Regions from separate parts of the Homo sapiens genome. Here region 2 is linked to region 1. A link is an interaction called in ENCODE POLR2A ChIA-PET data of the cell type or tissue named here. Cell type or tissue: PC-9. All regions are shown on one strand.

Region 1 (5,000 bases):
CTTCCAATTATGTGGTCAATTTTAGAATAAGTGCGATGTGGGAGCACTGAAGTTTTATGTCAACTCTTTTCAAGCCACAGTATATATCTTCTTGACTTCAGAATTAACTGTACATTAATCAGTTTTTCCTTGGTTCATGGTGACTTCTACATTTGCTGACTGTGAATTTTTGGTAATACAAATATAGGTGTATATACTTTAAATTTCTATAAGACTTTACAACCTTTAAAATTATTTAAAATACGTTTGAGATAAATCCCTGTTTTCTGACACTATCTGGACCAATGATGGGCTGGTTAGTTGAAAAAAGGATCATAAAAAGTCCTTTACATAGAAAACTTAAAAATGATGTATGCTTAATGTACTGCATTTTTATGTAAATTGATTATAAAAATCAGCATTAATTTCTAAATATTTTAATATTGTGCTAAGGCCTTTTTAAAAATTCTGAATGCCCTGCTTTTATTCCATCTTCTTGCCTAAACTTCATCTGAAATTCCTTATATATAACTTCCTCATTTAGTTTCTTTAAAGTAGAACAAGACTGTAAAGATACTTGTGGAGCCAATAAAGCACAAATTTCTTTTATATATTTTATGATCCCTCTCAATTTTTTAGTTTTCTCAAGATGACTGATTTGAAAATGAATTTAAATAGGTTCACATTTATGAAGTCTTTTCAAAGGATCCAGCTGAGTGTTCATAGAAACAACTCTTTTTTCTACATACCTATTTCCATAAATGTATATAATAATTAATTCAAATATATATTTACAATGCCAAGAGCCAGCACCATAATGTACTCATTAGTGGGCACCTGGTAAGCATGCAACTCAAGTGTTGGGAGCAGATTACCCAGGCTTCCTAGGGACCTACCATCATAGCATCAGTTGGTATATTCTGCAGAAAGACAGGAAGATACTGGTTATCTGATAATGCAGAGTTTCTTCTCTCATTACACATGAAAATAGTCTGTTAGGTAAACTTTGGGGAAGTACATTCTTTTGCCATCATAGTAAGTGGACATCCCCATTTATGCAGCTAACAATTGGATCTTTTGCAATTCAAGCCTGTATTCCTTGAGTTATGGTCCAGTTTCTCATTCACGAGTTTTTTTTTTTTTTTTTTTTGTTTTTTTTTTTTTTGAGATGGAGTCTTGCTCTGTCACCCAGGCTGGAGTGCAATGGCACAATCTCAGCTTACTGCAACCTCCACCTCCTGGGTTCAAGCGATTCTCCTGCCTCAGCCTCCCAAGTAGCTGGGACTACAGGCGCATGCCACCATACCCAGCTAATTTTTTTTTTTTTTTGTATTTTTAGTAGAGATAGGGTTTCACCATGTTAGCCAGGATGGTCATGATCCCCTGACCTCGTGATCCACCCACCTCGTCCTCCCAAAGTGCTGGGATTACAGGTGTGAGCCACCATGCCTAGCCAAATGTGTTTTTAAATACTTACCAGTGCCAGACATTGTGCATTGTTTGTGTTTCCATAACAATATGCCACTTTTCACTTTGCAGGTAATATTTTCTGTACAAATTAATTCAATATTGGCATCATTCTCACAGGTGTTGGAGCGTAGGCCTGGATAACTCCAAGACTCCCTCCCACTTGGTGTGTTATAGACTTATAAGTCTGAAAAGGTAGGCAATGGGGCAGATAAAGAATATCACAAGGGTAAAATAGAATATGTAGACATTAAATGTGAGGATTCTAATCATGTGTGTATAAGCAAAGGTGAGATAGATCTAAATCAAAGATCACTGCTGAGAGTACTTTGAGCTAATTATCATATGCCTAAACTCATTTTGCTCTCTCTTTTGAGTGAAAATCACCTCTACCCATGTCATCCTTTGGCAACCTCCAGCTTGACAGACATACTCTTACAACATCAAGAAAGACCATAAATCCTTTCATAGTAATGCATTCTGCCAGATAACTGCTTTTGGGCCATAAATCATATTGTACTTGTCATTATTGTATAGTTTTTATTACTAGTTAGATCATTTAAAATAAATTAGGTTCAAATGGTGATACTGAATTTTTATCATCTTCTTAATGTAGAAATGGATAAAGGAATACAATATGGAGATGCATCTTGCCCCAATTTTTAAACAAACAATAGGGCTGGTATGAGATGGTGTTAGATTATTCAGGGCTGCACTTGTTAAATGACTATGCCTTGAGGAGGAAGAAAAGAATCAGCAGCCTTCTCTGTTTGTGATACTTCTCAGCATGACTTCTTCCCTTCTTAAAACAGTTGGACAGGTCCATAGATTTTTGTTTTACTGTGTAGTTGCTTTGTCTTTACAACAGTCTAAGATAATTGATGTTTGTTTTTTAAAAAATAAAAGTTTACCATAATGGTCGCAATAACATGCCTGGAATACACAGCTATACTGTTTTCAATACCATGTTATACTCATAGTTGAGGCTAGAGAAACTGCAGAAATACATGCTTTAAATATGGGTCATTTCCCTGATTCAAGAAAGAAATGCATCAGCAATTTAAATGCAAGGAAAATGTTCCAGCTCCGACTTGTGATCAACGTGAAGCCATAGCTCTAGATCATGTGTCTGTGATGCCATTGTCCACAGGACCTGTAGTTTCAGTCCCAGTTGTTAGTTTCATTTCAATGCCGTGAGTCAATGAGCTGACGTGGCATCGCCTCAGTTGGCAGTTCTAAGAGGTGAGCATTCCTGACAAGGCTCCAATCAGATAAGGAGCAATATAACCAGCTAGTGATGCCAGGTCATCCTGAGAAGGAACAGAGAATGCTGCAGTGGTTAGAATTAAAACCACTTTATTATGATTAACAAGTAAAAATCATTTGTAACTTTGAAACTTCTTTTAGACACCAAAAAGAGAAAAAAAAACTTTACTATTAAATGCTTGCAAGGCAGTTTCAAATACATAAGAAGTCTTGTCAGGAAAAATAATGTTTTACATAATAGATTGAAATATTTCTTTTTTATAGGTATTCAAGATTCAGGTGCTGAATAGAGCTTTATTAAGTATTTTAAGCCATAGACCACTGAAGCATGGAAATACTGGTCCTAAGCAAAATTGCACAGGAGTAAAGCTTATATTTGGGCATTACTCTCTCTCTTTTTCTGCAGTCTTTTATTTGCACTTCTGTCTTGGTATGCAATAAATCACTGGTAGGGCAGGCTAGACCCGATGTCCAAACTCTTTACAGGCTGTGGTGCTAGTCCTCCTATGGAATGCTCCTTCAAAGGACGCATTGTCAAACAATTGATAGAGAGGGGAGTGATGATAATACTCAAGTTCTGTTTCCAGATTCTTTAAGAATGAGAACAATGCTGAAATTTGAAGAAAAGCAAGGCATTATAAATGCTGAACAAAAGCTCCTCATAGGTGTTAGAGGAGCCAAATTTGGATCTTGCTACTCAAAACGGCAATTAGACCTATCCTCACAGAACACACATGACAATAATAGCAAATACTAACATGAGCAGTCAGATACGGAGTCAGGTGATTTCATTTATTAGCTCATTTAATCTTTAAAAGCACTCATGATGTAGGTATTATTATTATCGCGCTTTGCAGATGGGGGAATTGAGATATGGAGTGGAAAAATATCTTGCCCAAGTTCAAATGACTGGTAACAGCTGGAGCTGGGATATAAATTCAGGCTAGAGCCTGAATTTAGCTCTGTTAAATTCAAATATGGCACAATGCACAATGCTCTTTAGGTTAAAAGACACCAAACATGTATTAAAATATTGAACATGCTGTGGCAGAGACTGTGAAATGCCTACCGGATACTCACTCAAACTTTCTTCCTTAGTATGACTTCTGATTTAATTTTGGGTTTTATAGTGCCTAGTTAAAAGACTGTATTTCCCAGCCACTCTTGGAGTTAGCGGAGAATAAAGAAATACTACCAGAATTTGTTAGGGAGGAAGTCTGAGATACCTTTCAGAGGGGTCGGGCAGAGAGTTGCCGTACATAGTTTCTGTCCATCACTGCTCCCTTTCTGCTTCCTTCCTGCATATAATAGCTGGATAACTCTAGCTGTTACCTGGGACCACAAAGAAGCCTTGAGGATATAAGTCATCTGCTAAGGGTAGGGAATCAGAAGGATAAGGCACTGGTTCCTTGATGACAAGTGGAGTCACCACTGCTACCATGGTTGTTTTACTTTAGCTTTTAAAATTAAATGCAGAGAAATGAAGTTCTGTCTTATTAAAGCTAGTTATTTATGGTTTCTTACTAGCAGCTGACATTAGTCATAAAGAATTAAGTTAAAAAATTTTATATTGAAGCACACAAAGGTTTTCAATGTGCTCTTAATGCTAACTACTGTGAGGAAGGTGGGAAGAGAGGTCATAAGAAATTATTATATATGATTCTGCTACTCAAGATGCACATGTTCTTGTGGTAGAGATAAAATAAACATACAAAACAAGATTGAATTCTTAATAGTGTTTTGTAAATTTGGTAGAATCTGAAAACTGAGAGAAGAGAGTGACTCATAATGGCTGAAATAGTTAGGTAATGCTTCCTGTAAATGGAGAGATGTGGACTGCATTTTGGGGAATGGGAAAAGTTTGACGAAGAAAGGCAAGAAGGTGGGTAGACCATTCTAGAAAAGGTGTAAGATACTAGTACAGTTACAGGAGTGTTTTTATGGGGCTGTGGAAAGTGTGGTGGGATTAGAACAGTGCTAAACAAAATAATGTAAAAGCTCTTTATTTATTTATCTATTTTTTTGAGATGGAGTCTCACTCTATCTCCCAGGCTGGAGTGCAGGTATGTGATCTCAGCTCACTGCAACCTCTGCTGCCTGGGTTCAAGCAATTTTCCTGCCTCAGCCTCCCAAGTAGCTGAGATTACATGCGCCTGCCACCACACGCTGCTAATCTTTGTATTTTTAGTAGAGACAGGGTTTCACCATTTTGGCCAGGCTGGTTTTGAACGCCTAACGTCATGATCCATCCGCCACAGCCTCCCAAAGTGCTAGGATTACAGGTGTGA
Region 2 (5,000 bases), 270 kb before region 1:
TGGTATTAGAAGTTTATGCAGAATCCATATTTTTGCTTATAAATGCTGAGAAGTTCTAAGCTTAAACATTTGTTAATAAGCTGCCTGCAACTCTATATTCTCCCTCTTTGTCTTCTAAGAAAAACAGAGGAAAAGGTTCTTGATAACATGAAAAAGATATGCTGAAAATCCAGATATTTGTTTCATATCTTCCCTGCTTTATTTCAGGCTGATTGTAAAATACCTATAAGGATGACTCATCATTCTTCATCACATACCATGACTAATAAACAATTAGAAAGAAGAGAGCTGGTGGGTGCATAACACGTAATTTCAAATGATCATAGGCACAGATAACATTAGGTTATTGCTAGAAATAGATAGTACAAATAAAGTATAAGTTCAGACAAGTTGGAAGGGCTTAAGAAATGTTACCTACTACTTGTTATTATTTTGTGTTTTCTTCTTTTTCTTTCTTTTTTTTTTTTTTCAAAGACAGGGTCTCACACTGTCACTCAGGCTGGAATGCGGAGACACAATCATAGCTCGCTGCAGTCTCAAACACCTGGGCTCAAGCAAGCCTCAGCCTCCTGAGTAGCTAAGATTATAAGTGCACATCACTATAGCCAGCTAATCCCCCCCATCCACCACCAAGAGATGGGTCTTGTTATGTTGCCTGGAATCCTGGCCTCAAGCAATTCCTCTGCCTCAGCCTTCCAAAACACTGGGATTACAGGCATGAGCCACTGTGCCCAGCCCATTTTATGGTTTTTATTTGAAAATTTTCAGCAATAGGATTCAGTACATGGTTTGACCCACACTGAAAAACCAAGAATAGATACAATTATTTAACCAAATTAGACACTTCCAGAGAGATCTGGAAGGAGAAGTCAAATCCCAACATCCGTTCCATTGCTTGCTGTTTCACAAAGCAGTGAGACTGGTGGAATAGGGTTAGAGCTAAAAAGAGAATCCACTCCAGATAACAACACTAACTTTGTAAACCTGCTCGATTGGTAACAACCTACCATATGAAACTGGGCAATTGTCTTTATGTGACCATGATATACAACTTATGCTTCACAGCTGTATACTATTTCTGAGCCTATTTTTTATTATATCAGAGGACTAATAAATAGCTCCTGTATATTAGATATAAACAATATTTAAAATGCTTTAGAGCTTTAGTCTCTACCAGTAATTTTTTTTTCTTTTTTTTAAGTCCCCCCACCCCTACCAGTGATATTTAATTAAGGAATTAAGGACTTGCATTTAGGTACTGGAGATATTGTGGAATAAGTAACAGATTTTCAATCAGAAAAATAGGGGTGAATCCTGGGTCTACCGCTTACTAGATACGTAAACTTGGACATGATGCTAAACCAGAGTGTTAGTTTCATAAGTATGTAACTAACTATGGAGCCATTGAACAAATAAACTTTGACCCCTACATTAGAATTTTTCTTTATAAGGAGAAAAAATTCTAATCATAATTTTAATAAAAATTTTTCTTACATAAGCATACATTTAAATATCAGGATAAAAAGCTTAAGAGGAAAATTATAATTTGGATTTGGATAAATAATGTATTTTGTTTTAAACTTTTTCCAGTGTGGAATCTGATTCAAGACCTGTCAGACTTGGTCCAGGTTCACTTAACAAAATACCATAAAAGTAAATCTTCTTTGGACACAACTCTGAAGAATATTGGCTAGAATTGCAGACATTACAAAGCAGAATTTAGGCCATAAGTATTTGCACCACCACAGAGTGAAGATCCTTGGGTTTGAGATACCTGAGAGCCACATTATGAAGAAGCCACTGGCTGGGATTAACAACAATCTAAAAATAACAATCAGTACTTGAGGACTAGATGCTTTAGAGATTTTCTGGTATTGTAACAGGGCCATGATCCAGGTAAACTTGGAGGCCATATTATACATCATGGAAGAAGATGCTAGAATTAAAATTAAGAGAAAACAAAACTCTAAAAGTTGGAGAAGAAATGGCAGTCATGAAAAGACAAAAAAAAAAAAAAGAATAGATAATTGAAACTGGAGAATGTATTAGAACATAAATTCAAAAATTAGATGCTTGATAGTTTTCTATGAGTGGGATCGGCTTTTTGGCTATTTAAGACAGAGGAAGAATAAAGTCCTGGAGAATTATAAGCAGGATACCATTTGTTGTGTGCCCTTCTCTTTATGGGATCTGCTCAGTCCCTTTATCTTCTGATGAACAATTGTTTCTCCACAAATGCAAGCCATCTGACTAAAGCTCTGTCTCTAACGTGTTCAAATTAAAATCACATTCCAAATATAAGTGTAAACAGATTTACAGCATAGTCATAGTATTTTTTTTTTTTTGCATTTCTTTGAACCTGATTGCATTCCTTATCAGTGAACGTGTTCAAGCAAGCAAAACCTGAATGACCATCCTGTTATGAACATTATAGAATCAATTCTGGTTTTGACTGATGGGAGGCTGGAATGTATGACTACTAAGATGTTGTCCAACTCTAAGATTACAAATTTTAATGCATTAAGCAATTAATTATTTTTTAACTGTATTTAAAAAATTAATGGACAGGCTTCTGTGTATCAAGTAGTAGGAACACACTGGGAATACTAGAAAAAAATATATAGCCCTCATGTTGAAGGAGGTGACAGACAAACCAATAACAATAATACAGTGTGGTACATGCTGTGATGGTGATAAGGACGGGAAGTTGTGGAGGTACGTCAACATCTCTTGCCACACTAGGAAGCCAATCAACACTGCCTGGAAGAGGGTTTAAAGGACAAGTAGGAGGTAGTCAAAGAAAGGACAAGAAGCTTTCTAGGAAGAAAGAGCCTAGATGACCAAATCCTACATTTTTGTTTTTGTTTTGTTTGTTTTTGAGACTTGGGCTAGGCAACACTTTCTAGAAAGATACCAAAATGAGCATCTTCTGGCATCTCCATAACTCCAGCCCTCACTCTGGGTCAGAGGTTCCTCTCTACTCTATGTCTCCCTCACAAGGCTGTGAGCTCCTGGAGGAAGGGCTGTGTTTAATTCATCTCTGACCTCCAGCACCAAGTACAGTGTGTGGCACAGAGTAGGCTCCACAACAAATGCTCGCTAAATAAATGAACAACATTAACAACCAAAAAAAAAAACCTCATGTAAGGCACAAAATTGTTCACTATGGAACAGAAGTGAAGTGGGAAGTGTGGAAATGAGGTCGATGGCCAGGCAATGGCAGAATTGTAAAGGGATGTGGTGAGCCATGCCTGCACTCTGTCCTGAAGGCCATGGATGCCCATGAAAGATGGAGAAAAGAAAATGGTACACTCGAGCTTGGTTTTTAGGATGATTGATCCAGCAGTGGTATGGAAAGTAAATTGGAAGAAGACATGGCTAAGGATAGAAACATTTCTCAGAGACAGTTGTTTGAAAGGAACTGGGCCTGAGCTATGGCAGTGTGAGTGGGACTGAAACAAGGGGCTAGATTCTATGTTCAAAAAAATTAATTAATTAAAACAAAACCTAATCCTCAAATTAATACAGTCTAATAAACTTAACAGACTGTTTCATGAATTACAGTATTTATCTATCATCTATTTACATGTATGTTTTGAAAAGAATGATAAAATATCATGTTTTATACAATTTTGATGGGTATTGACATTATTATGTTTTGAATTCAGTTTGTGGTCCAGTCACATATGATGTCCAGAAGAGTTCCTTTTCATTAAAATTTGTGCTGATGCCAGGCATGGTGGTTCATGCCTGTAATCTCAGCACTTTGAGAGGCTGAGGTGGGAGGATTGCTTAAGCAACAGAGAGCCTAAATGACCAAAGCACTGGGCCTGATATAAAGGTGGTAGTCAATAAATGATTACTGAATTATATACTAGAAAGCAAAATAAATAAGTTAATGGATTGATAATGATCTCTAATGAGCATGTATCAGGCCTTCATTTAATTTTAAGATCATTATCAATCCATCGATTAATTTATGTTGGTTTCTAGTATCTTATTCAATGATCATTGATTGAATACCAGGTTTATATCAGGAATGCTGTTAGGCATTAGGAAAATGATGATGATTAAGATATAGACTCTGACCATAAACTGCTTACACTGTATTCAGAAAGGCAGATGTGTTTGAAAAAACATACATTATAACACAGTAAATGCAATAATAGAGGATAAAATAGGTACTACATGAGTAAAAACCTTCTGAGTCATACATATTTAAAAAGAAAAATGGATGGATGCAAAACATTTGTATTACATGCATTTTAAAGTATACTAACCTACTACATCTGTGGAGCATCAACGATCTAGTTAATTATGTTAAATACTAGTTTTTCTCCAGGGAAAGGTAAATATTAGTCATATATAAGTAACGTATGAGTCATATAAAGCAGAGTCATTTCTCTTCTTTCTTTTTTTCTAGGGGTGGATTTGGGGCAGGCTGCTTGTGTTGTGCTGTGCCCACTGCAGCTGTAATTGTGATTCAGAGGAATTCTAAGTTGAAAGTAGCCTTATTCATGATATCAGTTGAGTTGGGCCAAAAGGAAGCATACAGAGAATCCTTGTCATCTGAAATTCCCTTGCAACCCAAGTTTGATCCAACTGGATCAGCCTTCATATACTGTTTGACTTCTCTCTTTGAGTAGATTTATCTTAGTGTGCCCCAGAGTGAATTCTAGGAATCAGGTTGATTTCCATGGCATGCTACTTGTATTCTGTCAAACTTCTGGAGGGGTATGATGGGACATACATTTGCTAAATCCTCCAGGCCTGAAATGTATACAATTCATTTACATTTATGAGACGTTAAAAAATTGAGCTAGAAAAAATATTCAAGTACTTAAATTGCCACAATAATTAATTTTTCTGCAAAGACAAATATTCCAATCTTATTTGGAAAAGTCTTAATAGATGTGGCAATATTATGTGGTGGGCCTGTAGGCAAAATACTTAGATATAAAAATAGACCCATCATATGCAAGTTAGGTAAATAGGACCTA

Evidence for each region. Peaks named below come from ENCODE experiments on the same cell type or tissue, not always from the same donor. Only the 100,000 strongest peaks of a DNase experiment are listed, where the experiment ranks them.
Region 2: POLR2A ChIA-PET joins it to region 1 with 13 read pairs; 1 of 35 experiments calls an interaction of 5 or more read pairs at or near these places.

What each region holds. Positions count from the first base shown.
Region 1 is chr2:209,366,761-209,371,760 of GRCh38, reverse strand. No RefSeq gene overlaps it. Among named protein-coding and RNA genes, the nearest start is that of MAP2, 55 kb to the left of the region's middle. RefSeq lists an enhancer at 1,842-3,041. In PC-9, no CTCF peak of the experiment used is centred here; DNase peaks (open chromatin) are centred at 2,650 and 3,170; H3K4me3 peaks cover 641 bases; H3K27ac peaks cover 2,701 bases.
Region 2 is chr2:209,637,898-209,642,897 of GRCh38, reverse strand. The region is part of intron 4 of MAP2 (microtubule associated protein 2); the gene reads right to left. Among named protein-coding and RNA genes, the nearest start is that of UNC80, 130 kb to the left of the region's middle. In PC-9, no CTCF peak of the experiment used is centred here; DNase peaks (open chromatin) are centred at 227, 2,347 and 4,377; H3K27ac peaks cover 3,612 bases.